Linked DNA regions of Mus musculus: all the other regions are linked to region 4. Evidence: chromatin loops called from intact Hi-C (ENCODE). Cell type or tissue: left cerebral cortex. All regions are shown on one strand. Region 1 overlaps Gtpbp8 (GTP-binding protein 8 (putative)). Region 2 holds the start of Slc35a5 (solute carrier family 35, member A5). Region 3 overlaps Cd200r1 (CD200 receptor 1). Region 4 has its middle 3.9 kb from the start of Ccdc80. Region 5 overlaps Nepro (nucleolus and neural progenitor protein). Region 6 overlaps Cfap44 (cilia and flagella associated protein 44). Region 7 overlaps Cd200r3 (CD200 receptor 3).

Region 1 (4,000 bases), 350 kb after region 4:
TTAATGTCTGTATATTCTCTGAGAAAAACAAAAGTATAGCTGAATTGATTTTAGTAGTCTTGCCAATATCTAAAGGAAAGCATTGTTGTTCTAAATTTTTCCTTAGTTGACAAAGTTAAGTATTTTATTGCTGTTTTCTTCTATAATAATGAATGTCTAGTTCTACATTGGTTGTAGGGAAAAAAGGGTTTAAGTTGCTTTGTCCTCTATATTCTTGTGTATATTCCAGATGTGTGTATTCTTTTACCCAAGGCCACTCTGTGCCTTTCTTCACAGATAGCTCTGATCTTCTGCCCTTCTGCTATCCTCTCCTTCTTCTCCTTCCTTTTCATTGATGCAGCCAACTGGTACCTAAAAGAACCTTTTCCGAAATCTCACCGCTGGCCCCACTTACCTTAGTGTCCATCTGACAAAACACTTCCACCAGCTGTGACCCTCACTGTTTCACCCGCGAAAGTTTAAGCCCTTTCATGAAGCTAGCTTTCTCCTTCCCACTTCATGGAGTAGCGTCTCTGGTTTCATCACAGGGATTCCATCCTTCACCACTCTTCCTCCTCACCACAGAAGCCAGCTAAACGGTGAATTCTAGACAGAACGAATCCCACTCTTGTATAAGAGAATGATAGAGAAGGTGTATTCTTTTCATTCTCAAATACACAACTCTAAAAACACTTTCTAACAGACAAAGACGCTAACCAAGAACTTAATCATCGCTTACGAAAAGCCCTCTCCTTTGATATTTTATACCAAACAATTGACTCTAGTTTGTCTTTCCTTTTCTGATTCCTACGTGTTTCATGAATGCAAAAGCGCAAGTAGCCACATTGTGTTATCTTTGCATCAATTTTAACTTCACTGTTGTAATTGTGGGGTTGTACATTCTTTAAAAATTATTTATGAGGACACTAAACTGCACATGCAAAAACATCTTGGTTTACAGAAACACTAGTCTGCAGAGGATGAATGTCAGACTTCGGATCTGGGTGTTATAAGAATCTTTGTGATAGAATAAATGTTTGATCAGCACTTTTAAGTTATTCCTCTGTATACATTGCTCATCAGAGAATTGGCTGATGGCAAACACAGCCTTAATCTGGGTGGTTTTCACAGACAGCAAAATAGGAAAGATCCTAAAATATTTTGTCTGTGTATTTCTAATATGAAATGTAAAGTTTTTAAGCTAAGCATATTTTTTGAAAAATTGAAAAGATTTAATTATGATTTAATCATTGGTGGCTACTTCTCTCCACCTTTTTTCCCCCTTGTATTTACAGTAGTTCAGAATATATACTTCAACTTTTAATAAGTATTTGTTGATTGAATACTTAGGTTCATGAACATTTCTAGGCATGAAATAAAGGATATATTTTAAGCCAGCTTTTTTTTTCCATTTACTCTATCAGGGGCACACAAAGAAAATGAATTTTTTCAAAGTTGGAAAACATTTTACATTGGTGGACATGCCAGGGTATGGCTATAGAGCACCCGAAGACTTCGTTGACATGGTAGAGACTTACCTAAAGGAACGAAATAAGTAAGGACATTCTTTTTCTTACCATTGTTAGACATTTGACCCCAAAGCACCTTAAAAGGTCAAGGTGATTCTAACATGACAGACACTGCAGATACTAAACGCCTTACTTGTAGGTGCGCTTCATCCTTGTATAACTCTAGAATATTGAGAACCAGGGTATACACTGCCTTTTTAGCTTCTGCCTAGCTCAACGGAGTCTTAACTTCATTTATTTTATCAAGCTGAAACTATAAATAGTATTCCACAGCTAGTTCATCCATTTTTTTTTTTAAAAAAAAAACAAGCTCTTAGCTGGCTAATTTGGAAAATGAAAATTGTTAGCTAATTGATTTAAATAAAATTCAGTAAACTCTGTCCATTCAATCATCACAGACTCTGAAAAATGTTATATATATTCTTTGGTCTCCATACATAATCAAGCAATAACATGTTTCAAAAACACACAACCTAGAGGAAAATAATGTTAGGCTTCTGAAGTGTAAAAAAGTAATCATAAAAAAAGGACTAGGGATATAGCTCAGTAATAGAGTACTTGCCTAACTTGTTAAAAAGCTCTGGATTTGAACTCAGCATCACTAATTTGAAAAACTATATATGTAATATATAAAAATATGTGTGTCTATATAAACATTTTATTTACAGCTTTACATATAAATGATGCAAAATTAAACTAATATTAAAAATTATAATAATTTGGGCCAGAAAGATGGCTCAGCAGATAAGAGTGCTGACTGCTCTTCTAGAGGTCTTGAGTTCAATTACCAGCAACCATATGGTGGCTCACAAATATGTGTAATGGGATCTGATGCCCTCTTCTGGTATGTCTGAAGACAGCTACAGTGTACTCATATAAACAAAATAAACAAATCTTTAAAAAAATATAATAATTTGATATTGTCTCCTTTTTCCATTAGATATTGTAAGGTCTTACAGGAGGAGGTCTCATTTATACTTGTGTCAAGTCTCGGTTTAATATGTTCTTATTGAAATAAACTGGTATTTGACAAATTTAGTTATTGGAGTACAGCAACTGCATTGAGTCCTACTAGACTACAGGATGAAGTTCCTAGTATGAGAGAGACAGATGAATGACTATATCCTGCATTGCCATTAACTTTCTTTCTATTCTTACAGTTTGAAGAGGACATTTTTATTAGTGGATAGTGTTGTTGGAATTACAAAATTAGACAATATTGCCATAGAAATGTGTGAAGAATTTGCATTGCCTTATGTGGTAAGTGCTTCCTTAGACTCATGGTGGGAGTTAGAAATCAGTTTAATATGCATTTGAATATGCAAATATGCTTGTTAGTAATAAGCAGGTATTTCCTCAGAAGGTAACAGAGTGGCTGGGGCGATGGGCCCATGGGTAAGAATGCTTGCTACACAGCATGAGGCCATAAGTTCTAATCCATAGCACCCACATAAAGAGCTGTGTGACTGTGTATATGCCTGTCACCCCAGTGTTATAGATGCTGGAGACAAGAAGACCACTCGGCTTGCTGGCTACCAACTTAGCTCCAGGTTCAGTGAGGGGCCCAGGCTCAAAGGAAAAAGCCAAGTGATAGAATAGACACACGTCCTCCTCTGGCCTCCACAGGCTGACACATGTACGTGTACACACAAGCGCACTTATACACACAAGCATACATCACACACATATAAGTTCTGTGACATTTTCATATTTGCTTCCTTTCAGTTTTAAGCTTTTAAATGTATGGAGTGTGTGTATGTACATGTGCATCTGCATATGCCACATGTGTGGGAAACCTGTGAAGGCCAGGAGAGGGAGCAGGTTTCTCTGAAGCTAGAGTTACAGGAGGTTGTGAGCCACCCACTGGGTGATGGAAACTGAACTACTCAGGGCCTCTGAAGGAGTGTGTGCTCTTAACACGCCTGAGCCATCCCTCCACCCCGAGCTTCTAAAGTGACAGTCACAGTTTTTTAGCTGTTCATTTAGTGTTCTTAAATGTCCTTACATCCATGATGTTTTCATAGCAACACAAACATTTGCTCTGTTAACTCTGAACAGCAGCCCATGCAACCAACATTTCTACAGCAGAACTTTTGCAAAACAAAAATGTTCAAAGAATGTAGAAGATTCAAGCACAGTACACACAAGTAGAATTTTAATATTCTTAGGAAAAAAAAATCTGGGCTGGAGTGATGGCTTAGTAACTAAGTGCAGTAGCTGTTTTCCTGGGGAACCCTGGATCAATTCCAGCCCCATATGACAGCTTATACCTCCGGTTCCAGGCAATCCGACACTCTCACACAGACATTCATGCAGGCAAAATACCAATGCACATGAAATAAAAATAAAATTTAAAAACTATCTTTAAAATTTTATTTCAGGAATATCTCAGGTTTGTTTTTTTTTTCCCCTACTAGCATAAAATAACGCCACACTAAAATTCAGATTGGTAGGTTAGTATCCACATTAATTTTGCTTTGTAATACTTCCAG
Region 2 (4,000 bases), 68 kb before region 4:
ACAAAATGCAAGTGCTATACAAGATAGCCATGTTATATTTAATTGAGAAGTGTTTTGCTCATCTCTCCCTCAGACTAAAAGTTAAATTGATGGTACATTATTAAAACACTGTGAATCTACACAGATACAATATTCTGGAAGTATAACATACAAAAGAAGCATTTGATGTCAATGTAGAAATTATTTTCCAATTCTTAAGTAAAAGAGTAAATCTTAACTAAAATGACTGTCACTGTATACATATAAAAGAAACATTCGCAATTGTTCCAGATTCTTCAAACTTGATCCAAAAATGTATTTTTTTCAAAAGTATTTTATTTTATTTTACTTTATTTTTTGGTATTTTTCGAGACAGGGTTTCTCTGTGTAGCACTGGCTGTCCTGGAACTCACTCTGTAGACCAGGCTGGCCTTGAACTCAGAAATCCGCCTGCCTCTACCTCTCAAGTGCTGGGATTAAAGGTGTGCAACCCCAACGCCTGGCCCAAAAGTATTTTGGTAATAATTATTGGAAAGCATTCCCCCCTTGCCAAGGAAAGATCGAACAGCCTACTCTGCCCATCAGCAGATTTCACCCCTGCACTAAGATTGGTAAAATTCTAACTGAAAGCTAAGTACAGAACAAAAACTACGCAAAATTATCTGTTTCTCTTTTACTGCTTGCTTTTTACAAAGCAAAATCAAGTTACCGTATGTAGCCTAGAAGGTGTAAGAAAGCTCTGAATGAAGCCCTGAAATTTTACTTTTGAAAGCAAGTAATCCAATCTGTGCTAACAGCTAACCTATCACAACTTTCACCTAAAAATGTCAATAGTGTTTCCAATCTATACAATATACAATCGGCTGTGCTGAACTGTTGCTGTAGGATCACTCAAGTCCAAGATTAATAATCACTTACGGCTACCTTAAAGGCTTGAGAAACGTCAAGTTTCGCTCTAGTTCGGCTCAGAGTTACTAACATGTCACAGTTTACTATGTTCCTCTGAAACCTAAGCAAGTTGGGAATTAGATCACCCGAAAAGCAAAACTTCCTATGAAACTTGGAAGGAAACGTGGCATGCTGTTTAGCCACCAAGCTGTCATCTTTTCAAAGGTTAACCCAGTCTACCTATTTAAAAGACTATGGATGTCAGAACGTTCGTACCTCTGCTCCGCACCACCTAGCCGTGCACTCCAAGGCGGCACTGATCAGTGGAGACAGCAGGCACCCAGTTTCACTCTAGTGGAAGCGGGGAAGCCAGCAAGCCTTGGGACTGGCCCAGGAGCCCAAGGCAAGAGGCAGCACCCGGCCGCGCGACTCGCCCCTCCACCTTCTACACCCCGTCCACGCTGGGGACCGGGACTTGGGCAACCAGGGCAGAGCAAGCCAGACCCTCCCCGCTTACCTTGAGGACCGGGGTCAGGTACTCGGCCACTTCCAGAGCCTTTCCCTTCACCGTGTTGATCACATTCTGCATCCTGGGGCTGGAGCAGCGATAGGGCACGGAGGGACTGTCGCAATCCGGGCCACAGGGGAGTCAAAAACTGCCCCGGACGTGCCCGACTGGCATCGAACCTCGCAGCGGCACCGGCCCGGCCGGGGGGGAGGGGCGGCGACACGCGGAGGCCCGGCCCAGCTGTCACCTGGCCGCCACCGCAGAGGGCCCAAGCCGGCTGAGCGAGAGGCGGGTGCGCGCGCAGCCCCCGGCCTTCTCCAAGCTGTCTCTCTTCCCCGGAGCTCCACTGAACACCCCTTCCGGCTTCCCCTTCCTCTTCTCACACTCTCCCAACAGCCCCGCCGCCACCTAAGGCCTCACGTGACTCGACTCTCCCAGGACACGTGACAAAAGGAGGCCCGCGGGGGCGGGACCGGCCGGCCTCTGCTCCCTCCGGCCCGCCCCCCGGAAGCGCTGGAATGAGCGCGCCTGCGCAATGGCCGCTCAGGCTGCTCTTCCCTAGCGGGCGGCTCTTAGCTTTGTATTCCAGCCCTGGAAGGCAGCGTGAGAAGGGTTGATTTTTATTGTTTTTTGTTTGTTTTTGTTTTTGTTTTTTGTTTTTTGTCGCCTTTGCTCCCGGCTCATAGTTTCCCCACCAATGGGCCTTCAAAACCTACTGCTGCTACTACGAACTTAGGCAGTCACTATGTCGGCTCTATGATGTCCGTTCTTGCACTAGAACCTTCCCTGAGCGACTGAGGTAACCGCGCCCTCGCGGGCTGAGTGTTGTGGCTCGAGCGTGTTAAGGGGCTTGGGAGCCGCCCGCGATTCCTATTGCGCATGTGTGGGAGGGTTTCCCTGACAGTGAGGGAAACCTGGTGGAGGTGGGAGGAGTGCTGACCCATTGGCCTTCTGTCCATTGGCTTGTGCCCACCTGCTCTCTGATTTGGGCCTGTGTCTGCGGCCCTTGACGGCTCTATGTTCCCATCCTACCTGTGCGCGTTGGGCAAGTATTTACCCTGCCTGGAGTTTCGTGACCATCTGTCGTGAAAGACCGACCAGTTAGGCTCACTGACCCAAGATGAGCCTTCTGGTCCCATCCTGGTTCACTTAAGAGTCATTAGCTGTGATTCAACTATTTGCACTGAGGTCGCTTCTGTAAAAGAATCGTTCCCAGTGAGCTCTTTTTCTGCTCTGAAAGGAAAGGCCATTCCAAAATTCATTCCTTGTGGACCAAAGTTAATACGAATAAACTGCTTTTCTGCAGTCCCAAACTGTCAGTTACACATTTCCTAACTTATTTCCAATCTGGCCATCCCCTCTCTGTCTTGAGACTTGCCTCTCCTATCAGATGTTGGCAGTATGGTTTGTTTCCTTTAAGTCCTCTCTGTTGTCCTCGGCTGTCTTCCGTCTGCTGTAGTTGTGGCCAGACTTCTACAGGTTTCCTTTTCTATTCTTCACAGTCTTCAGTCTTTGCATTGTGTTTAATCCTTAGGTCTGCCGACGGGGCTGCTCATGAAAGTGATCTTCTTAAGGCAATTAAAAACCCGTGGAATGGAAAGAAAATGCTCCAGGCGCCCTGGGTTAGGCCCACCAACGCTGTACACATTCCTGCTAGGCATTATATTCATTACTCTAAGTTCAAGTCGAATCTTACTGGTAAAATACTCTGCCAATGAAGGTGAGTTAAAATGGAAATGTGTATGGGGTGCTTTTAATCATTTGCCTGGTGTTCTTATGAATAAATTATACGTGATGCCTTTTAAAGTACTATGCTTTGTGTCCATGATAAAGTGTATTGAAAATTTAAACTTTAACCTTGTGTGTTCCTTGGCAACATTTTTTTAACCCTGGATGAAATTTGGATCATTTAAGTGCAAGGTAAAGCACAGTGTATCTAACATCTGATTATACCCAGATGCCCAACAAGTGTTTCTGGATTTCTAGTAAAACATACAACTATAGCTTATTTGGAAATACAATATATTTGTTTAGTTATCTAGTTGGGCTCCTACTTGTGAATGTAAGTCTCGACTTCAGTTAATATCATGCCCTAGGCTCTGTTTTAATAGCATATTAGTTTCTTTCCTCATTGCTCTGACAAAATACTTGCCCAAAGCAGGTTAAGGAAAGGGTTTCTTTGTGCTCACTATCTGAGCGTAGGGTTCACCAAGCAAAGAGGTCATGGTAGCGGAAGCTCTCGTAGCAGTTATTCACATGGCACCCACAGGCATCAAGCAAGAAGAGAGAGTATGCTTGGGGCAGAAGAGATACCCCAGAAGCAAAGAACACTGGCTGGTTTTCTCGAGTCTGTAGGTTCAGTTCCCAGCATCCACATGGCAACTCAAAACTGACGATAGCTATAATCCCAGAAAGTTGAAATGTACTCCCCAGATCTGCTAAATACACTTCATCCACTGTAGTCTTCTGCCACCTAACTAGAATTCTACCATCCATTGACATATTACAGGAAAAATATTTTCAATTTTTTTTAAAAAGTCACACCCAGCTCATTTTCACTTTCTTATTTAGTCTAAGATATTAGCCCAGGAAATGCTGTTCCCCAAAGGTAAGGTGGTTCTTCCT
Region 3 (4,000 bases), 320 kb after region 4:
GGAGGGGAGATCAATATCAACCCATAATTCTACACATCCCCAGCAAATATATGCTTTGGTAATGAAAGTAAAATAAATATTTCAGACATAAATAGTTAACTCTTCATATAAAAGAAAACTGGGAGAACTTCTTAACCGCTAAAAGTAAAATAAAAACTAAAGTGATAGAACTGATTTGGAGAATAATACCAGATAGAGGCTCAGAATTTCATGAAGGGATGCAGAACATAGGAGGCAGCAACTCTAGCATGTATCAAGAATGTGCCTCCCAGAATCCCCGCCAGGGATAGCCCTTGCTCCTATGACTGAGAGCAGTAAGTAGACAGCCTTCATTTTTCAGAGACTTCAAAGGACGGTTTGGTTTCTTTGCTGAAGATCAAGCCCTTCCCCAGGCCGCCCACCTAACAACTGAATATGGCAGAGATATAAATGACCAGTGTTCTGATCAGTGAAATCTCTCAAAACTCCAGCTTACTCGGCTCCCCACTGTGCCCAATGACAGTGGTGACCGAGATGCAGGAATGTCTGTACACAAAACCCCAATCTAAGTCTGACTCCACACCACACTAAGTGCTGATGACCACAGCATCAACAGTTCAGAGCAGCAGAGATGCTTAAAGAAAATCGCTTCTTCCTAAATGGAAGAACTGCCAGTTGTGTCTCCGTGCTGGCACTTCTCTAGGGCACTTCCCCTAAACACACACAAGATTGTGTTCTCAGAACAAATGGAGCCTAGCTTTTCAGACATGCAAGGCATCTAAATTTTAGGTATGAAAACCTTGAAATCTTTGCTTAGCGTCAACGCATGAATGACATCAGTTCTTGGGGAAGAATGAAATGAGTAGATCATAGTCAACTCTCATAAAAACTTCATGTATTTGTGATATCTATTGTTTCTTAATGTGATGGATGTTGACTGCTTCTTAGGGAGTATTAGCATCACTCAGTCCAAAGCTACATGACACCCTCCGGCCTGCTCTCTAGACCCAGTCAGGAGCTAGCAAATCAAGGGAGAGGACACAAAAGCTCGCTGTGCACTGATAACATTTTAACGACTGCATAGATTAATTCTTCAGTCACAATAGAAAGTCAGATGATCACTGGATGGCTTTGTTGGGTAGCAACATCAGCTTACATTCACCTGGTCATACTGAGAAGTTAGTTTATCACAGTGAGTACCTTCATTGATTCCACCTTGTTCTAGCCATTTTGAGCTGGCCTCACCTAATCTAAGATCTGTATCAACTAATTTCTCAAGCTCAGAACATTTCTTTCCTTCTAGTTAAGGCTAAGCATAGTCCCTGTAGGTGATATTGTCTCCTTTCCCATCTCTTCCTAGAACTTGCTCGCTGTTACACAGAGATAGTTATGGCTCCCCAGACTGAAGACAAACATTTCTAGTGCTTCATCTCTCATTTGCCCGTCTGTCTTGCCTTTGAGGGAACATCTGCTTTCTATATGGTGCGCAAACTCTAGATCTTTCTGTTCTCCCCAGGGTGGATAGGCATGTCCATCCTTCATGTCCTTCCTCTACAGTTCCCTTCGCAGCCACGAATGCCATAGCACAGAACCTTCTACTACTTCAACTCCTAATTCAAGCTTTCCAAAGTGTGACTGCCAATCAACAGGATCCCTCTGTCACATTCTCCAAAACTACTGCCTGAGATTATTGCTTCTCCTTACAAGCTAATAGACGGCCTCACCATCAACTGCACAATATCCATATTCTCTCCCTGTTAACGAGCCTCAGAAAGCAGCCTCATCCTTTATTATATTATTATTATTATTATTATTATTATTATTATTATTATTTAGCACATTGTTCGTGCAAGCTGGATCTCATTGTCTCACAGAACCTCCGGGTCTCTCTGTTCGGTGACACACCCTGCCTCCCAGTTTCCTTCTCTATCTATCTTCTTTATCTGTCTGCCAAAACATGTGGGTCAGGGCCCACTCTTCTATAACACTCTGTCTCAAACACCCCCCCAAAAAAACTAACATTCTCAACACACTATGGTTTTAATATTCCTCACATTTTTTACTTCAATATTTTCTGACTTACAATGTTCCTTAAGGATTTCTTTTTTTTTTCATCTCCCTCATTTAGATTGCTGGGAACTTTTAGTCAGCATTCTTGCACATGAGACACACACACACACACACACACACCTCTTAGTATTCTTATTCGCCAGAATCTTGAACATTAATGTCCAAAGGAAAACACACCTATGTGTTATGCTAACTGGCAAATGTATAGTTAGCACAAACTTTAAAAAGGAAGAAAGGGGTTAAATCGATGAGGCCTGTTCCTTGCTTTTCTGATGTGGCATTTAATCTCTATAGGGCTCAGTGTGTCTCCTCCTGTTGGTACCTGCCCCCTAGTGGAAGGCAAGGAAAATGAGTCAAAATTCTTTTAGGGAAGAAAACAGTAGAGGATTGTTGGTTCCTTTTTCTTGTTAGCAACTCATATTGGCAAAACCAGCAACTTCAATAAAAGGTGGGGTGATCTCAATCAGGACATGAAACTATAATTTGAACATAAGAACTTTGAAGACAATGGGACAAAATAAGGAGAAAGAAAAGCCACAGTCTGTGAACATGGAGGTCGTTCAGCCACGCACAAGATTAGATTCTTGTTAACTTCCCCTCGGGTGCTTTATTAAATAAACACCACAGGGTTTGAAGTTTAAAGTAAAATTTAAAAGTAAATAGGCAAAACAAGAGCATTCTATCTATCACTCACCCTGATGCCCTGCCCTCTCTCCTGTGCGAATGGATCTTACACAGAGGGAGCTACTCCTGTCGGCAGCAGCACTAAGCGAAGCCATAAAGTCTCAGCCCTGGCTGGCTTTCAACTCACAATCCTAAGTCATTCTTGGTGAACTTGTCATGTCAAAGCATGTGTATAAAGAAGTAATTTACTGATTGGCATTCTAAACGTTTGATGATTTTCTGATGCCAGCTTGGATTTCAGAGACTTGGAGAACGTAGTGTCTCCAATGCACGCCTTTAATCCCAGCACTTGGAAGGCAGAGGCAGGTGGGTTTCTGAGTTCAAGGCCAGCCTGGTCTACAAAGTGAGTTCCAGGACAGCCAGGGCTATACAGAGAACCCCTATCTGGGGGAGGGGGGGTGGGGGGGGGAGGACCTTTCAGCTTTCAAAATTCAAACTCTGCTATGTTTCCATTTTGTTGCTTTTTTGTCTGATCTACTAATACACAACCTGACACAACCTGACTGGGCTTTCCCTGTCAAATTGATCCTGCACAGACTTTAAAGGCTTTCTAGAGAAGCCCAACTACTGAAAGACTCAGGACACTCCCCCCCCCTTCAAATTATAAACAAATAATTAGCTTAGCGTTTTCAGCTGTGCTACAATGGGTGCCTCTCAGTGAAAAGCAATCCGGGTAAACTGCACACTCCAATGTTTTGTGGTGCTTATGGAAATAAGTACTGCGGACAAAGCACTTCACCGCCCTAAGCTTAGGTTCTAGCTATGTGAAACGGAGCTTTCTTCCATCCTGACCTCAATGGCTTGCTATGCACATCAAAAAGAACAGATAACTGAAAATTCTCAGCAGAAGGGTGCAGTGGTGGATCATAGTTATCTTACGTGTGCTCACCAGTAAGACTATCATGTGATGTTCTCTTTCTGGAAGATAGACCAAAATGTGATTTTTAAAGGAATTCTGGTGAAAGGAAAGAAATACCGTGTCTCCTTTAAATTGTTAAACTATACATTTCAGAGCTAAGTCTGTTGTTCCCTCGTAGCTACTGCAGCTACTAAAAGTGAAACATGAAAAAGCCTCCTACACGAACTCCCACCACCCTTCTACAGTGAAATCAGGACACCCGCACGGTAGCCCCAAATTCTATTGAACTCCTACAAAACTGCAGACATTGAGGCGTGCACCTCCTGATTCAGAAAGTGACTCCTGTAGCCCACATATCTTCAAGATAAAGGCAAATATACATCACAGATACACCAGTGTAACTGTATG
Region 4 (4,000 bases):
CCATCCCACAACCAGCTCCATCCCTCCCAGTTACAGGCGTCTTCCCTGCACATAAAGAAAACTCTGAGCACAGAGTTGAGGAAATTCCTGTAGGTGGTGTTGGATATAGCACTCTTATGTCATTGTTTAGAGTGCACAGGATGCCAAACAGGAATGATGCCCACCATGCTCCACTATGTTCATAGCAGCATTATTTATAATAGCCAGAAGCTGGAAAGAACCCAGATGCCCCTCAACAGAGGAATGGATACAGAAAATGTGGTACATCTACACAATGGAGTACTACTCAGCTATTAAAAAGAATGAATTTATGAAATTCCTAGCCAAATGGATGGACCTGGAGGGCATCATCCTGAGTGAGGTAACACATTCACAAAGGAACTCACACAATATGTACTCACTGATAAGTGGATATTAGCCCAAAACCTAGGATACCCAAGATATAAGATACAATTTCCTAAACACATGAAACTCAAGAAAAATGAAGACTGAAGTGTGGACACTATGCCCCTCCTTAGAAGTGGGAACAAAACACCCTTGGAAGGAGTTACAGAGACAAAGTTTGGAGCTGAGATTAAAGGGTGGACCATGTAGAGACTGCCTTATCCAGGGATCCACCCCATAATCAGCATCCAAACGCTGACACCATTGCATACACTAGCAAGATTTTATCGAAAGGACCCAGATGTAGCTGTCTCTTGTGAGACTATGCCGGGGCCTAGCAAACACAGAAGTGGATGCCCACAGTCAGCTAATGGATGGATCACAGGGCTCCCAATGGAGGAGCTAGAGAAAGTAGCCAAGGAGCTAAAGGGATCTGCAACCCTATAGGTGGATCAACATTATGAACTAACCAGTACCCCGGAGCTCTTGACTCTAACTGCATATGTATCAAAAGATGGCCTAGTCGGCCATCACTGGAAAGAGAGGCCCATTGGACACACAAACTTCATATGCCCCAGAACAGGGGAACGCCAGGGCCAAAAAGGGGGAGTGGGCGGGTAGGGGAGTGGGGGTGGGTGGGTATGGGGGACTTTTGGTATAGCATTGGAAATGTAAATGAGCTAAATACCTAATAAAAAATGGAAAGAAAAAAAACAAACAAAAAAAAAAAAACAAATCCCATTTCATCCAAACCGCAAAGCTCATTAGTTCCTCGTGCCTGGTAATAGAGTCTCTGTGTTATTTTCATTATTTCCCCATATGTTTCACACTACTCTTACTGAGCCTTCTCCTCTTATTTGTTGTTGCCATTTTCTTCTAGTTTTTCCCCTAATGACAACAGATATCAGTTTACTACGTATTTTCAAGGGCTTGGCACTTTAGTAGACTCTGTTATTTAACAGACCTGGGAGGTAATAGGATGAGTCCCCTCCTCAATTTATAGCTTGACAGAGGCCTGGAATGTTTCAATACATTTCTTGTTATCACACAAATAATTAAGTGGGGTGGCGCTGAAGTTCAGACGTGATATCCTGCAGTGAGGTTGCCTGCCTTCATTTTCCATTTTCTGCCCACACTGTTCCTTTTTTAAAATATGCTTTCAGTTTCTTTGTGTTTCCCGTTTTCATAAAGATTTCATAAAGGATCTCTCGTTGATTTGTTCAGCCAGAGCAAAGTTATCCTCTTGGAGCTCTGCTTTCTAAAACAATCGTGTAGCTTACCTTTCGCCTTTCTCGGTAGTTCCTTAAATATCTCATCCTATTTCCTGAATTCTCATGTATTTCATGAACCCTCCCAAACAATATGAACAGTACTGGACACCCGTGCTCCGTGAGGGAGTAGAGTTGAGAGCAGTTATAACAGCAAGCTGGCCGTGGGTGTCCAGAGGGGAAGCCACCGACCACAGACCACAACAACCCTGAGCTGCCTTTCTCTTCCTGGGATCTCAGGCTCACCTTCTAGTCTCCGACACCATGTCAGTAGGTGGCGCACTAAACACACGAGCAGGAGCAGACCTTTCAGGGTCTGCCCCAATCAGGGGCCAACTGGGATTTCTCCTGCTTGCTCAGTTTTCCATCTTGCTGTCTAAACCCTAACTGGGTCGTCAGAAAAGCTCTTCAGGGATGTCTGGGATGTGGGCGTTTACGAAGAGCAATTTATAGAACAAGTTCACATCTACCCCTTTATGGGGGGACCTAGAATGATTTGTGGCTTATGAGGATCTGAATTTCTAGTTTTGACAGTTTCTCATCTAGACCAGCCCATTTTCCTGCAACCCAAGAAAGACTTGTATAGGGGTGGGCAGATCCAGAGGAGATACTGAGGCTGGGTGATGTGTGTACTCAGCCAGAGGGAAAACTATACATGGATTAATTTAGAGGGGTTGTTTGATTTTGTGGTTGGTCTTTTGAGACAGGGTCTCCTTACATAGCCCTGGGTATCCTGGAACTCATACACAGACCAGACTGGCCTTGAACTCACAACGATTTGTCTGCCTCTGCCTCCCAAGTACTGGAATTAGATGTGCACCTTCCAGGCCTCAATCAAGAGTAAATGTTGTAAATGCTAGCTTGGAGATTTTGTGAAGGGAAACTCTCTGGTTTTGATTGCTTAGTAATTGAACAGGAGGGAAGGAAAGGTTTATGTGGATTGCTTAAGAAAAATGAGGGTAGGAGGTTGTAGTGGTTTGAGAGACTATGATCCCCATAAGCTCGTAGGGAGTGGCACTGTCAGGAGGTATAGCCATTTTGGAGTAGGTGTGGCATTGTTGGAGGAAGAGTCTCGGTATCTTACTGCTGCCTGCAGATCCAGATGTAGAACTCTCAGCTCCTTCTCCAGCACTATGTCTGCCTGCATACCCCCATGCTTCTTGCCATGACAATAATGGATTAAACCTCTGAAACTGTAAGCCAGCTCCAATTAAATGATTTTCTCTATAAGAGTTGCCACAGTCATGTCTCTTTCCAGCAACAAAACCCTCACTAAGACAGATATGGTTATCTAATGAAAGTAGAAGTGGATACAAAAAGAAAGGCCACTAGCTGGCTGGGCCAATATTCATAGAAATGTTCTGTTTCAGACATACCAGAGAACCCAGAATTTCTATCACCTGCAGAGAGCTCTCTTGCACAAAGTAATGTTCAGTAGATACCACTGAACTGAATTTGAAACACTCTTCTATCGCTTGGGAAGTCATTTGTTTAGAAGGAAACAAGAAACAAAGAGTGAAGAAAACAACCCAACTCAATGTTATGGGACAGGGAGCAAAGAGGAAAAAAATAACCTGGCATATCAATGTCATAGGACAGGAAAGCCACCTCCTCTGTTCCAGGATTCCTTTATCACCAGCAGGAAGGCTAGCAAAGTTATTTGATCATACCTTGAGGTACATACAGTATAGTCACACAGTAGACATGGCTGTGGTTTCTCTTTCCACTCTCAAACTTCGATCAGATGTTCTTAGGCCACAATTGTGTTCTTCAGCGTGCAAATGATCTCTCCTTTCTTGGTATTCACAGTATAGGAGGAGATAAAGGGGGAAATAAAAAGATATAAAGGTCAAGGGAAACCCCACCATGACCATTAACTCAGGATGCCGAGGAAGCCAAGAAAGGTTCTCAGAAAAGATAACCCCAAAGCAAATAAACACTTGAAATTGATCTCAAACTATCAACCAAAAGCTGCACACCTAAATTAAACTTCAAAACAGTGGGTGTGTTTTTTCAAAAAAGAAATGGCTGCCTAAAGAAGACCTGAAGAAGTACACTACCAATAGGCATGCTGATATAAAAGGGGAGAATATCAAGGCACACTACCCTTAGGCAACCAAGGGATGCTGAGATCAGTAGAGATGGTCTTCCCCAAGGATGAGACCCCTAATTGATTATCTAATACCAAGTGTTCAGCTCTGAGCACATAGAAGTACAATTAACACTAAGTGAATTGAGAAGGTTATATTTATATAGTTGTGTGTGTGTGTGTGTGTGTGTGAGAGAGAGAGAGAGAGAGAGAGAGAGAGGCTTCTGTATGTAATAACAATTAAAGAAAACATGGTCAT
Region 5 (4,000 bases), 360 kb after region 4:
AGATCTCCTGACGCAAGCTGAGTAATGGCTCATATAAGGAAATGAGCCTTCTCAAAAGTCCTTTATGGAGAACCCTAGAAAGAAACAGAAGCTCTTTATATTTATATATGTACATATATATTTAGTAATTTCAAATGCTACTACTTCTAAGAATAAGCAGAATAAACTAATGGAAACAGATGTAGAGGAAGAACTGCAGGAGCCAGAGAGCTGAAGGACACCACATGAAAACCCACAGAATCAACTAACCTGGGCTCATAGGGGCTCAGAGACTGAATGCCAACCAGGAGCCTACACGGGACTGACCTAGGCCCTCTGCGCATATGCTACAGTTGGAGACTTAACAGTGGAAGCTGGGACTGTCTCTGACGGTTGCCTTATTGGGACCGTTTCCTCCTACTGGGTTGCCTGGTCTGGCCTTAACAGGAAGGAGGTACCTAGTCTTACTGCAACTGGATATGTCATGGATGGCTGATAGCCATGGAGGCCTGCCCTTTTTTGAGGAGTGGATAGGGGCCTAGGAGTGGGAAGGAGGAAAGGAGGGAGGGCAAACTTTGGTCCAGATGTTAAAAAAAAAAAAAGGGTGTGTCTCTGTTGTTTGACAGTTTTGCTACACTCAAATCAGAACTAATGATCCAATTCTGTGCCTACTTATCCATCAAACCACTTTATGCACAAACACACACACGGAAATGCCTTTTTTTTTTAGTTTATAAATATTACACGTGTTAATTCTATCAACCAAATATGGCTCAAAAGCAGCAGTGTGTCAGGCAGAAAAGAAGTCTAGAGCATGCAAGGAAGGTCAAATTGTATTTCTAAGTTCTATTCAAATTAACAACCAGTTGTCAGAAAGAACCAAGATATGGCCAGCCCAGGAACAGCAGCTTTTTCAAAAGCCTACTGCAATATTACTACTGCCAACATTATTTGTTGTTGTTATCATTATTATTATTATTTACTATTATTATAGTTCCTAGGTCCTAGAAAATCACTTTCTGAGCTACTCAGAGTCAAGGTGAAGGTTTCAGAAGAAAAGCCCTCTGACATAACTATCCAGCTAACAATGTGAAAATCAACTGTCATGGGAAGAAAGGGAAGGCTGCACCTTCAGATCCCAGGGCAAGAGTGTGAAACGAAACTGTGTGAACTCTAACAAGAAACTTGTGTTGGATAAAGATGAAACAGAATGCAGAATGTGAACGTACCATAGCCTGCTCACCAGTCCAACCATCACAAGGTTCAAAATAATGAATTCCTTTAGCCCTAAGTGCTTCACAGTCAACCTGAGGAATATGTTAAGGTGGAAAAAATAAAACCAAGGGAATTTAAGATTTGTAAGTTACAATTAGGAAAGAATTTATAAGAAAGTTTTGAAGATATTAAAGCCCTAACATGGCAATAAAGTCACATTACACTAAAAGCAAAACTATCTATTCTACTAGAGCTCCTATTGTTAGTTAGTTTCTGGGAGTAAGAATTTCTAAAGACCAAGCTCTTGGAGTACTTGCTAGGTAGAGACACAGAGTCCCTGGCCCCAGCCACAACAGCAATTGCTGGAAGAGGAGCCAAAAGGCAAAGTGTTGAGAATCCCCACAGGTTACAGTGCCTTAAGAACACAGCATTTGAACAGAAGCCAAATAGACCCAAACAGCTTCCAGTCAAGAGAAGGCGTCCTGTAGTCAAGGATACAGAAATGCCTTGCAGCAGCAGTCCAGCAAGCGCAGTAACAACTTGCAGCCTCCCAAAACCTTCATCAGCACCACCTCCACCACCGGCTGGCTGGGGACGACGCGGTTTTCTGTAGCTCCAGGCTGAGTTGCACTTGACATACACAGAAAGAACGTGACTGTCATTTTCCAAACACAGCATCTCTGCAGCAGTATGCAGCCTGAGGTGGCTATGCCCACTGTTCTTTCACTGCAACCTATGAGTCCCATTTCAGTGTCCCACCAGTCCCTCCCATCAGTCAACAGGCTCCCCTCATTAACACGCAACATGTACATCTTTGCATAGCTGATTATATTTCACCACCAAGCAGAGAATACCAAAGGGTGCTCCAGACAGAGCAATGGACCACCTACTTGGCAGACAACAACTGTGACAGGTCTTCAATTGAGCCCTCCAAATTCATATGTTTCAAACGCTTTAAGCACTGTTCTACCTGAAGGAGGAAACACAGCTCAAATTAGTATGTGTACATACAGCAGTCTCACAGATACGACCAAGAGTGCAAAGAAGCAAAGCATTTCATGGTATGGAAATAGCCACATAAGGCCTTCCCATTTAAGGCCAAGGAAACCCAAATCCCAAAACAATTTCACCAACCCAACAAATTTCTCAATTCAAGAAAGTTACTACATGCCAAATGTACTTGATGCTGTAAAGTGACCAAAATGAATGTAAGTCTCAACATTCTAATTTGTTGAGGGAGCACATTTATAGCTGGGAGCCTAATAAAACAAGAAAGCAAATTCTTAACTCAGTTTCAACAGTCTATAAGCACCAAAAATGAAGAAAGTGACTTAGTCAGAGTAACTACAATGAACACCTACTATGTGCAAGATATGCTAGGCAATAAGTATATGATACACTCCAGTTTATAGTAATAAAGATAGGTAGACAGATCAAGTACTTAACTACATGCTGAAATGGATATGCTTTATTTAACACTGCAATCCCCCCTTCTCTGCTTTTCCCTATAGCACTTCTTACCAGTTGGTATACCAGTTATTGACTGGCTGGCCGGCTGTCTGCCCTTTTCTCCAAACTATACTATAAACTCCCCATCGAGAAGAGAACTTGTCCGTTTTGTTCACGAGTGTGATCCAGTTATTAGAACGGGTTAGTAGGTTCTTGTGGGGGGGGGGGGGAGAAATCCATGTAGAATACAAAAACCTGTATGAATTCTCTAGCTGTCAGGAACGCCCACCATAGGTGCTCCCTGGACTGCACCAACATGGCAAAGGATTATGGGAATTGATCCTGGTCAGAGCTGTTATATTTTCAGAGCTACATATATACTGCTGAAAACTAGTCACACTTATGGGCTCTACCTCAGCATAGCTCGGTCCTTAAATTCACTGGGGCTGGCTTTTTAATGTCCAAGTCTGGACACCATCTTTTCAGATAGTTATTAACAGCCCAAGACAGTAACACTTGGAAAATAGTGAGTAAAATATGATTTGGGGGCGGGGAAGGGAGGAAGGGGAGGAACATCAGCAAGGAAGCTAGTAAATAAGTTTGATCCTGGATTCAAAAACCTAGGTAAAAGCTGCCCTAGAAGAAAATTTAGGGAAAGACCATGATCCTCTTTGACAAGGGAATCTTCATCTCTTGGGCCTTAAGCAGTAGGAGTCTAGCTAACCAGAAAGAGTATGTCTGTATAGTGAGAAACTCTGTCTTTTTCATAGCTGTAGATCCAACGCACTGCCAACAGAGAACTTTGAGAAAAATAAGTAAACACTGGAAAGATGGCTGTGTCACACAGCGCCCAGCATGCTGAGCTTTTAAAGGTACCTGCAGCGTTACCTAAGTGGCCACATGAACGGTACATGCAGAAGCCAGCTTCAGCAGCTCTCTGCCATGTTACAGTCCTGGAGCTCAAAGTCACAGTGTTTTCTTAATCTAAAATGTACATGAAACCATTCTACACCACAACTTACCATAAACCCACTTACACCAGCACACTGCTGATTAGATTATGACTCCAAAGGAGTAAACCACAACCCTAAACCACAACTGTTTTCTTTTTTAAGATTTTAGGGTTTAAATTAGTTTACTTTTGAACTAGGCAAAGGCACTGTTAGACTGTACATAGAGAAAGTTAAACTGGAAAGAATCAAAATACACTTGTTTGCTTGCCTGCTTGCTTGTTTCATTTGAGACAAGGTCTCTCTACATTGCCCTGGCTGTGCTGGAACTCACTACATAGACCAGACTGGTCTCAAACTCATAGAGATCCACCTACCTCTGTCTCCAAGTGCTGAGATTAAAGATG
Region 6 (4,000 bases), 610 kb after region 4:
CACCAGGAAGCCATGCATGTGCACACGTCACCATAGTAACTGTCTACGCCCACAAAACTTGTTCATGGCCGGGGGGGGGGGGGGGTGCTACCCCTGCCCATAGCTCCCTCTCTACCTACGTCTAGCAAATCCACCAGGACTTAGTTGGGGCACTTGGTACTTCAGAGGATGAGTTGGCGTTTCTTAGCTTCCCCGGGGGTGCATGCTCCTGCCATGAGGACCCTAGACCCTGTCTCTAGGACATGAAATTCTAAAAGACCATCAGCTCCAAAGCCAGGCCAGTCGTCATGAAAACAAGGTTTGGTTGGATCGTGAGGTAGAACACAGCCTGGCTAGAGAGAGCCGGGCATCCCTTTGTGTTTTGTGTGTACGTAGCTGATGGCTACAAGTCGAGTGCTTTGAAGTCTAATGCCTTTGGTCCCAACATAGATGAATTGTAAGGGTCCTCCCCTTCCAGGGCCAGTGTGACCAGCTATAGGTAGAGAGTAGCGCAGGACTGCATAGTGAGTCTAGATTTTAATGTCGCCTACGTTTTCCCCTCACAGGGCCCCAGTGCTGTTTAGGTCTTGTACCAGTTGAAGAAGTAGACAGTTCTGACTCCTGCCAAGTGGGTGGAGGAGACTGGAGTTCCCAGCATCCATCAGGGACCTACACAGGACAGGAACGTGGGATGCGGTTCTCGCCTAGCCCATCAGTTCATGTGTCCTTTGAAACACCACCTCCCACAATTTAGGCCGAAGCTAATATCCCAGAAAGACTATATATTGTTTGTTTGTTTGTTTGTTGACAGAGAAAAATTGGTATTTATTTTTCTATTATAGCCATATTTATATATTTATGCACTTGTAAATAAATGTATATGTGTTTCTATAATTCTGGAGAGATATGGAATCCTCCCCTTTCTGGCACAAGACAGAAAGCAAGCAGCTGAGTAACTGGAGACCAGTGGAAATGAGTATCATAGATGGTCAGGCTGCAGATGGATCCCAGAACCTGCAGCTACCACGGACACCAGGAGGCCCTCGGGCCACTTGGTGGAAGGACCCTAAGCACACTGTTCATGAAGAACACAGGGATAAAGCAAAGGCCATCATGCCGCAGACTGGAGCCACCTGGAAGCCACTCCAATTTGGTGGCACAGGACAGGTTTCCAAGATGTCACGAGAAAAGCCCCAGATGTGTACAGCACTCTAAGCATTAACAGTCTCCCAGAATCAATAATCGGTGGCAACATATCTCTGTAAAAACAAACACTGTAACTTCTAAATAAATGTTTAGTCTTCCTTGTAACCTTCATCTTAGTCACGAGTGAGTCAGCGTTTTCTTTAGACGTCCGGCGTCCCGTCTTTGAGTGGCTGCAGTAAAGCCCTGCTCGAGATGATTTCCAACCCATCAGAGATAAAATCTGGGAACAGTCGCAAATATTTTTCATATTTTTTTGTCTCTTTAAACAATGAATGCTGAATTTGGATTCATGTAACATGACACTACAAACTGCTTACTCCAAGAAGGAATACACAGACAGGAAGCAAATTCACTGTTCTCTTGCCGGACTGGAGGTGAGCATCTGCCATATTGAAGGAATGAAGTGAATTCTTCTTGTGTAGGGATGTGTGTGTGTGTGTGTGTGTGTGTTTTAAAAGACCAACTATTGCTTCCAAAACACCATTTAGCTTAGTACTATGCCACCCGTTAACACGTGGTCCCTAGTAGGTTCCTTTCATTCTAAAGTTACCATTGCTGGAGGAGTTGACTCATTTCAAGCCAACATTTATTTAATGTTGTTCCACAAAAAGATCATTCATAGGGGTAAGTGTGTGAGCGTGCATTCGTGCGTGTGTGCGTGCGAACTTAAAACTTTTATGTGTGGCACAAGACTTAATAAGAAACTGAACATTTTAATGCAAGTCTTCACACATTTTGAGTATTCATTGTGCGGGGAGGGATTGTATATTTCAGGAAAATGAGGAGTTGGAATTCAGCCTGACACATTTAATCTTATTAAGAGTTGTATCAGACTGCTTTTCCAAGAATTTGCTAAGCAGGATCTAAGGTAGACTGGGATAAGGCCGCCATCTGCTGGTGGAAAGGAGTACTGCACCTAGCCATCGGTAGCCTTGCATCCGTTTTTCTACAAAGACGGCTAATCTGAATAAGAACTGTCCTCAAAATGCAGCATGATTTTCAGGAAGGTAGTGGCTTTTAACGTGTTTATAGAAATAAGTGTAAGGAACATGGAAATTATAAGAGCGTGAGGTCTAATCCTGCAAGGGAAGAAGTAAGATATGTGATTTCAAACACATACTGAAGCCTTTAGCGGTCACTTCCAGGAGAGGAATGGGCAGAGCTAATGCTTGCAGTCTTTGCTAATGCAGCTCAAATCTGAGCTGTAGTTAACTTGACAGGCTGTTGGAAGCTTGTTTTATTTTTGTAAAACCTAATTTTGCCTTCTACCTCTCCGTGACCTAAAGTAAATGTCAAAATGGGTTTTGGTGTGCGCCACTAAAAGCAACGTATAGACACCCTGCTTACTGTACTCTTTCAGGATGGTCAGACGCTGAAGGGAGTTGTCCAGGCTCCCTAGGATCCTGTTTCCCAAGTCTGCTACCAGATCCTGAGACCCACAGACCTCTAACCTCTAGCTCAATAACTTGTTTTTAAAGCTAAGTTTTGAGGCAACTTTTTTACGCATGAATGAATGAGCAATGAAGGCTATGATTAGCACCTGTTTGCCTTCATCAATGAAAGGCATAGCTGAGTGGAGAGACGGAGTTACTTCAATCTACTTCATACCGTATGAGGCAACGACTGATTGCTTTTTTGTTTGTTTGTTTGTTTGTTTGTTGCAACAGGGTTTCTCTGTATAGCTCTGGCTGTCCTGGAACTCACTTTGTAGACCAGGCTGGCCTCGAATGCCTCTGCCTCCCAAGTGCTGGGATTAAAGGCGTGCGCCACCACGCCCAGCGACTGATTGCTTTTTAGGTGGCCTTGCCCTTAATCTGCCTCCCTTTACATGAGCAATACAAAAATCCAGAGGCAGACTCTTCATGCTGTGTTGGTATGCACAAACACTACTACCATGTCCAACATGAACCATGGGTTAGGCTTAGGATATTCTTTCAAGGAAAACCGTACTACCTACCAACTCACCAAAGTAGACAGGGAACATGCAGATACATGAATGTGTTAGAATTATATCAGAAAAAACCCAAACAGGCCCAAGAACATACCTAATACACTTCGACCTTCATCTGGACACCATAAAAAGAAGAGTATCTAACACTGTGAGAGAACAGCCTTTAGCCAGTCATCTGACCCCCAGAAAATGTGCCAGGGATTGCTGACACACAAAGCATTCTAGAGGCTTCTACTATGATGCTGCCATTGGTCCATCTGGACCCAGCCCTGAGCCTTGCATCAAAAAAAGTCCAGCATTTCTGCTGCTAGTGTCAAACCTGAGCATTGCTTCCAGATAGCTAACTGGGCTCGATCATGTGGCTTGGATCATCTGGGCTTGGCTTCCAACTGGCCTCAATAGCGCCTAACCGTTTTAAAGGACTGCATTCATATCAGCGCCCTTGCTGCCTCTGGTTGAGGCCTCTCTAGGCTCTGTGGCCTCTAGCATCTTTGTATCCATTTGCAGATACGTGTGCTCACAAAGATGACATTTTACTGTGTGAAATGTAACCTGTGATCTGAGCTCTACTATTAGTGATCAAGAGTGTAGTCAAAGGCTACAAATACCAATAGCCAGCTGTGGGGGGAAATGAGGCTACTCCATAAATCACAGCCAATAAACCTGATGTGCCTTGTTCAATACACTCTGACACTCTGTGTGGAAGGGCGCAGACCTGTCTGTACATCGCTGGCGATTGTGTTCTCAGATGTGCAGTACAGAAACTCAGTAAGGACTCTTCAGCACAGCCCTCTGCCATAGCAGGGGCTTCTGGTAACAATTCACCTGGGAAATCAAAGTGTCACCGCTGGAGGGACACGACAC
Region 7 (4,000 bases), 130 kb after region 4:
GGCCATCCAGAGACTGCTCTGCCTGGGGATCCCTCCCATATACAGTTGCAAACCTAGACACTATTGTGGATGCTGGGAAGTGCTTGCTGACAGGAGCCTGATATGGCTGTCTCCTGAGAGGCTCTTCCTGAGCCTGACAAAATCAGAGGCAGATGCTCCAAGCCAACCATTGAGCTGAGCACAGGGTCCCTGGTGGAGGAGTTGGAGAAGGGACTGAAGGAGCTGAGGGGGTTTGAAGCCCCATGGTGGGGGCAACAGTGTCAACTGGCCAGAAGTCCCAGAGCTCTTGGGGAGTGGACCAACAACTAAAGAGTACACATGGAGGGACCCATGACTCAGGCCTCATAGGTGGCAGAGGATGGCCTTGTTGGACATTAGTGGGAGGAGCGGCTCTTGGGCCTGAGGGGGTTCGATGCCCCAGTGTAGTGGAATGCCAGGGTGGGAAGGCAGGAGTGTGGGTGAGGAAGTACCCTCATAGTGGCAGGGGAACGGGGGCAAGGGTGGGATGGGGGATTTCCGAAGGGGAGACCTGGAAAGGAGAAAGCATTTGAAATGTAAATAAAGAAAATAGCCAATAAAAGAAACAAAAGCTGTATGTGAGTAAACAACACAGCTTCCATCACCCTGATGAAGACCCTACCCTGACCCTCACAGCCCATCCCCTCTTCTTGCTATGCCTATCTTCCCCGACCTTGCCTACTGTCTGATTTTTATGCATCTTTTAACTCAGTTTTACTGTCTTCCTCTTCATTAGCAAGGACTCATGCATGTCCTCTAGTTCTGTCTTTTTCACAGTATACCAGGTCTTCTCAGGCTTCTCTCTCATAAGGACTCATGCCTGGTAAAGGATAGATCCTAAGCCCAGCTCTGTCCAGCTCTGCCCAGCTCTGCCCAGCTCTGCCCAGCTCTGCCCAGCTCTGCCCAGCTCTACACAAGATCTAATCAGTATAAGTATCTTAACATCTTCTTTTCCATGAATTAGATAAAGAGCTATCACTTGAACTTGGCCAGTCAGACAAGAGAGGTGAGGGAGGTGGGGGCTTTGGGGCCGCATGAGCAAGATGTGATCTAAAATAGAGCTGACCAAACTCTTCCTCTTGTCTGGCTTGGCCTTAGAAAGTATCTCCCTTCTCTTGGGGAGAAGTAAAGCAGGGCCTCTGACTTCTTAGTGACACCCCATGACCACCGAATCTGAGAGTCTTGGTTTCCTCTTTTAGAAAAAAGGGAAGTTGACCTAATTTATCTGAAGCTTCCTGCCAGCATTAGAATACCATGTGTGCCTCTAGATATGATGTGGGAGGGCCTAGGAAGTGGAGAAAAGAAAAGCTAATTTTATCTGAAGCCATTGACACTGACAGGGAAGAAATGAGTACTAACCTTGGCTTCACCATGAAGACAGTGTAGTGACCTTCCTTCTCTCACCTATGACAATCCCCTTGAAGCTTATTTGGTGAGCAAAATGTTTCTACTAAAGTTAAGTGAAAACAGCAGTACACATTTAGGAACTGAGAAGATCTTTTTCTCCTTAAAGCAGAAGTTTAGCTCTGCCTCTTTTTGTAACTATTCCAAACACCTCCCAAGAAAAGCTAGAGTTAACAAGATATAGGCTTGTATGGAGGGGAAATTTAAGGAAAAGCGGGGTTACTTTGTCTGAGGCTATGCTGATTTTGGTTTGCTTCAAGATGTTCAAAAGGATTAAGTCGAAGCACCATCTAGTGGTTCTCAACTGTGGTTTGCTCCCAATATGGTCCCATTGGAGACCATATTGATTTTTGGGTGTAATTATTGTGTTGTGATCAGACTACCCTACTTATTCCCAAAGGAAAGAGCAGAACCACCCAATACATTTATCAAAGCCAATTGAGACCATATAAGTATATTAAAGTAACACCAGGAAAGCCAGGCCCAAGGACCAGACTGAGGAAGAGTTAATACATCCTCACCTGGACCACATAAGGAGAACACCTAATGTGTTGTGATGATAGCAGCCTCACCAACCTGTCATCTGACCACCCTGGGTGTGAGTCAAGGGACCAACAAGCAGATAATTTCTGACTGTGCCCGGGGTGTCATGTTGGCTTGTTTCTCAGTGCTGATGTGGTTCATTCTAATTGTCATCAGTTCATCCATTCATCTCTCTTGACCTCTGGCCTCTACTGCCTCCCTGGTCTGTACCTGCACCTTGCTTAGATTGCTCCACTCAGGCATCTGAGGTCTGTCTCTACTACTTGATCCTACAGCAGCCACAGCAGCATCTCCAACAGGCTTTCAATGGTTAGTTACTGGACACTTCCTCTCCCTGAAGAATCTTCTGACATCCCTATTTGTTTTCGTTTGTGCTTGTCAACTAGACTTCTTTGTAATTTCTTAAAGCCTGCTGAAGATTTTTATTCCTTTTAAACACATTCTGTAACCTATATAGGTAGATAATGGATGATAAGTAGCTAGATGATAAAAACAGATAAATACATATAGATGCATAAATATATAGAAAATAGATATATTTTCTGTATGATATATAAAGTATGGTCTGAGAGTCAATATTAGTAGTTAAGATTGGAACAAAATAAATTGGGTTGCCTTAGTCAGTTATCAAGGGAATTGGTACTACCTGGCAAACTGCTACCAATGTTATTTAGTAAAATCTGGTATTGTGGAAAGAAATAAACATGTTCTGGCATGGAGGCATCACAATATAGAAACATACATGAGTGTGCACATATACAGATATATGTGCAGATATGTGCATGTGTGTTCAAAGAGGGAACTATTTCACATCTGTGTAGAGAAGGGAAGGTGGGGGCTTGGACAAGGCAGCTGCATAGTGGTTTACTCTTTTGTTCTAACACCACATCAAAAACCATAGCAGTGGGAGTGGGAGATGAGTAGAGAAGTAACATTTGTCATTTTGACAAGTGAAGGAGTCTAGTTTGGTTTCAATTCCTTTGTCCCTCCTACTCACATCCTTTCTGGAAGCCCATGGTTCTGTTTATTCCCCCCAATCCTGCAGCACAGGCATGATTGCAACATCTAGGGATCATTAAACTACAGGATCATCTTTTCACATCCTCATATTTCAATGCTTTCCCATCACAAGCCCACCTTACCCCTACATAAGCAACAATTGTCCTAATATTAACCTGGAGGTCACTGTCTAATCCATTATTCCTATCTCTTTCATTACCTTTAAGGGGAGAACAGGAATAATTGATACCATGTACATGAGTAGAACACAATCAAGTTTTATGATAGTAAACTTTCCAATTGACCAGGTAAGTATTGGTTTCAACTAGAATTAAACCCAGCTATGTGCAAAGTAAAAAAGCAGCAGTGGCATGAAAAACATAGTTTATTATCTATCACATCAAGACAACAGATAATATATGGTCTACAACTGGTGGGACAACTCTATGGTCATCAGGCCCAAGTCCTTCCATTGTTCCTCTTTTTCATTTCACTTAAGAGCTGCCATCTTCAGTGTCATCCATTGCTCATGTTAGCTCTGGGACCTCAAGGCACCACATCAGTACTGCAGTCCCACAGATAGCTTAGAAAGCAAAAGAAAATCCCTCCTTTTCTTTAGAGGGTTGTCCTAAAAATATCACACATCTCATTGCCAGAGCAAATGATCAGGGTCATAAGATGCACGGTAAACTGAATAGATGTAGGCTACTATCTATATCTATCTTTACAAAATTGGAGATATGTTATTGACCAATGTAGGGGTTACTTAATGCCACAAATGTGCTACATGATAACCAACCAGAGGAAATGTATGGCAATGACTGTTCATTTGTCTAAGATCAGCACAGGCTCATGTCTGATCATCTTTGATTGTGTTTGCTCAAGTGTCTAAGAGAAAGATGACATTTGGATCCTTCAGCTGGCCTCAACAGAGAGATGAAAGTCTGGGCTTAAGGAGCTAAAGGGATCTGCAACCCTATAGGTGGAACAACATTATGAACTAACCAGTACCCCGGAGCTCTTGACTCTAGCTGCA

Evidence for each region. Hi-C counts contacts between places; a loop is a spot of excess contacts. Peaks named below come from ENCODE experiments on the same cell type or tissue, not always from the same donor. Only the 100,000 strongest peaks of a DNase experiment are listed, where the experiment ranks them.
Region 1: it touches region 4 in a loop (8-fold over the local background); 11 of 42 quality-filtered maps call a loop at or near these places.
Region 2: it touches region 4 in a loop (3-fold over the local background); 7 of 42 quality-filtered maps call a loop at or near these places.
Region 3: it touches region 4 in a loop (7-fold over the local background); 33 of 42 quality-filtered maps call a loop at or near these places.
Region 5: a loop joins it to region 4, with 2.3 times the contacts of the local background. A loop is called at or near these places in 19 of 42 quality-filtered maps.
Region 6: it touches region 4 in a loop (1.9-fold over the local background); 14 of 42 quality-filtered maps call a loop at or near these places.
Region 7: a loop joins it to region 4, with 3 times the contacts of the local background. A loop is called at or near these places in 13 of 42 quality-filtered maps.

What each region holds. Positions count from the first base shown.
Region 1 is chr16:44,741,272-44,745,271 of GRCm38, reverse strand. Gtpbp8 (GTP-binding protein 8 (putative)) reads left to right here. Exons shown (of 6, transcript NM_025332.3): 3 at 1,404-1,534; 4 at 2,669-2,768. Among named protein-coding and RNA genes, the nearest start is that of Gtpbp8, 3.1 kb to the left of the region's middle. In left cerebral cortex, CTCF peaks have their summits at 2,350 (motif pointing left) and 3,312 (motif pointing right); a DNase peak (open chromatin) is centred at 3,280; H3K4me3 peaks cover 829 bases.
Region 2 is chr16:45,156,556-45,160,555 of GRCm38, reverse strand. It overlaps Slc35a5 (solute carrier family 35, member A5), which reads left to right and starts at 1,883. Exons shown (of 7, transcript NM_028756.4): 1 at 1,883-2,174; 2 at 2,910-3,095. The coding sequence starts at 2,930. Atg3 (autophagy related 3) reads right to left here and starts at 1,727. Exons shown (of 12, transcript NM_026402.3): 1 at 1,385-1,727. The coding sequence starts at 1,456. In left cerebral cortex, a CTCF peak has its summit at 2,027; DNase peaks (open chromatin) are centred at 1,266, 1,791, 2,174 and 2,744; H3K4me3 peaks cover 2,751 bases; H3K27ac peaks cover 1,621 bases.
Region 3 is chr16:44,766,524-44,770,523 of GRCm38, reverse strand. All of the region lies in intron 1 of Cd200r1 (CD200 receptor 1), which reads right to left. Among named protein-coding and RNA genes, the nearest start is that of Cd200r1, 2.8 kb to the right of the region's middle. In left cerebral cortex, a CTCF peak has its summit at 2,384 (motif pointing left); DNase peaks (open chromatin) are centred at 2,376, 2,767, 3,531 and 3,854; H3K4me3 peaks cover 665 bases; H3K27ac peaks cover 452 bases.
Region 4 is chr16:45,088,113-45,092,112 of GRCm38, reverse strand. No RefSeq gene overlaps it. Among named protein-coding and RNA genes, the nearest start is that of Ccdc80, 3.9 kb to the left of the region's middle. In left cerebral cortex, a CTCF peak has its summit at 1,933 (motif pointing right); DNase peaks (open chromatin) are centred at 1,541 and 1,926; H3K4me3 peaks cover 407 bases; H3K27ac peaks cover 479 bases.
Region 5 is chr16:44,727,406-44,731,405 of GRCm38, reverse strand. Nepro (nucleolus and neural progenitor protein) reads right to left here. Exons shown (of 9, transcript NM_145972.4): 3 at 2,085-2,164; 4 at 1,693-1,824; 5 at 1,209-1,286; 6 at 1-74. Among named protein-coding and RNA genes, the nearest start is that of Nepro, 5.1 kb to the right of the region's middle. In left cerebral cortex, no CTCF peak of the experiment used is centred here; a DNase peak (open chromatin) is centred at 1,716.
Region 6 is chr16:44,482,345-44,486,344 of GRCm38, reverse strand. It overlaps Cfap44 (cilia and flagella associated protein 44), which reads right to left. Exons shown (of 35, transcript NM_001033247.1): 35 at 3,917-4,000. Boc (biregional cell adhesion molecule-related/down-regulated by oncogenes (Cdon) binding protein) reads left to right here. Exons shown (of 19, transcript NM_172506.2): 19 at 546-1,300. The coding sequence ends at 733. Among named protein-coding and RNA genes, the nearest start is that of Gm30064, 46 kb to the left of the region's middle. In left cerebral cortex, a CTCF peak has its summit at 2,094 (motif pointing left); DNase peaks (open chromatin) are centred at 589 and 2,081.
Region 7 is chr16:44,960,200-44,964,199 of GRCm38, reverse strand. All of the region lies in intron 5 of Cd200r3 (CD200 receptor 3), which reads right to left. Among named protein-coding and RNA genes, the nearest start is that of Cd200r3, 19 kb to the right of the region's middle. In left cerebral cortex, a CTCF peak has its summit at 1,724 (motif pointing left); DNase peaks (open chromatin) are centred at 1,184 and 1,620.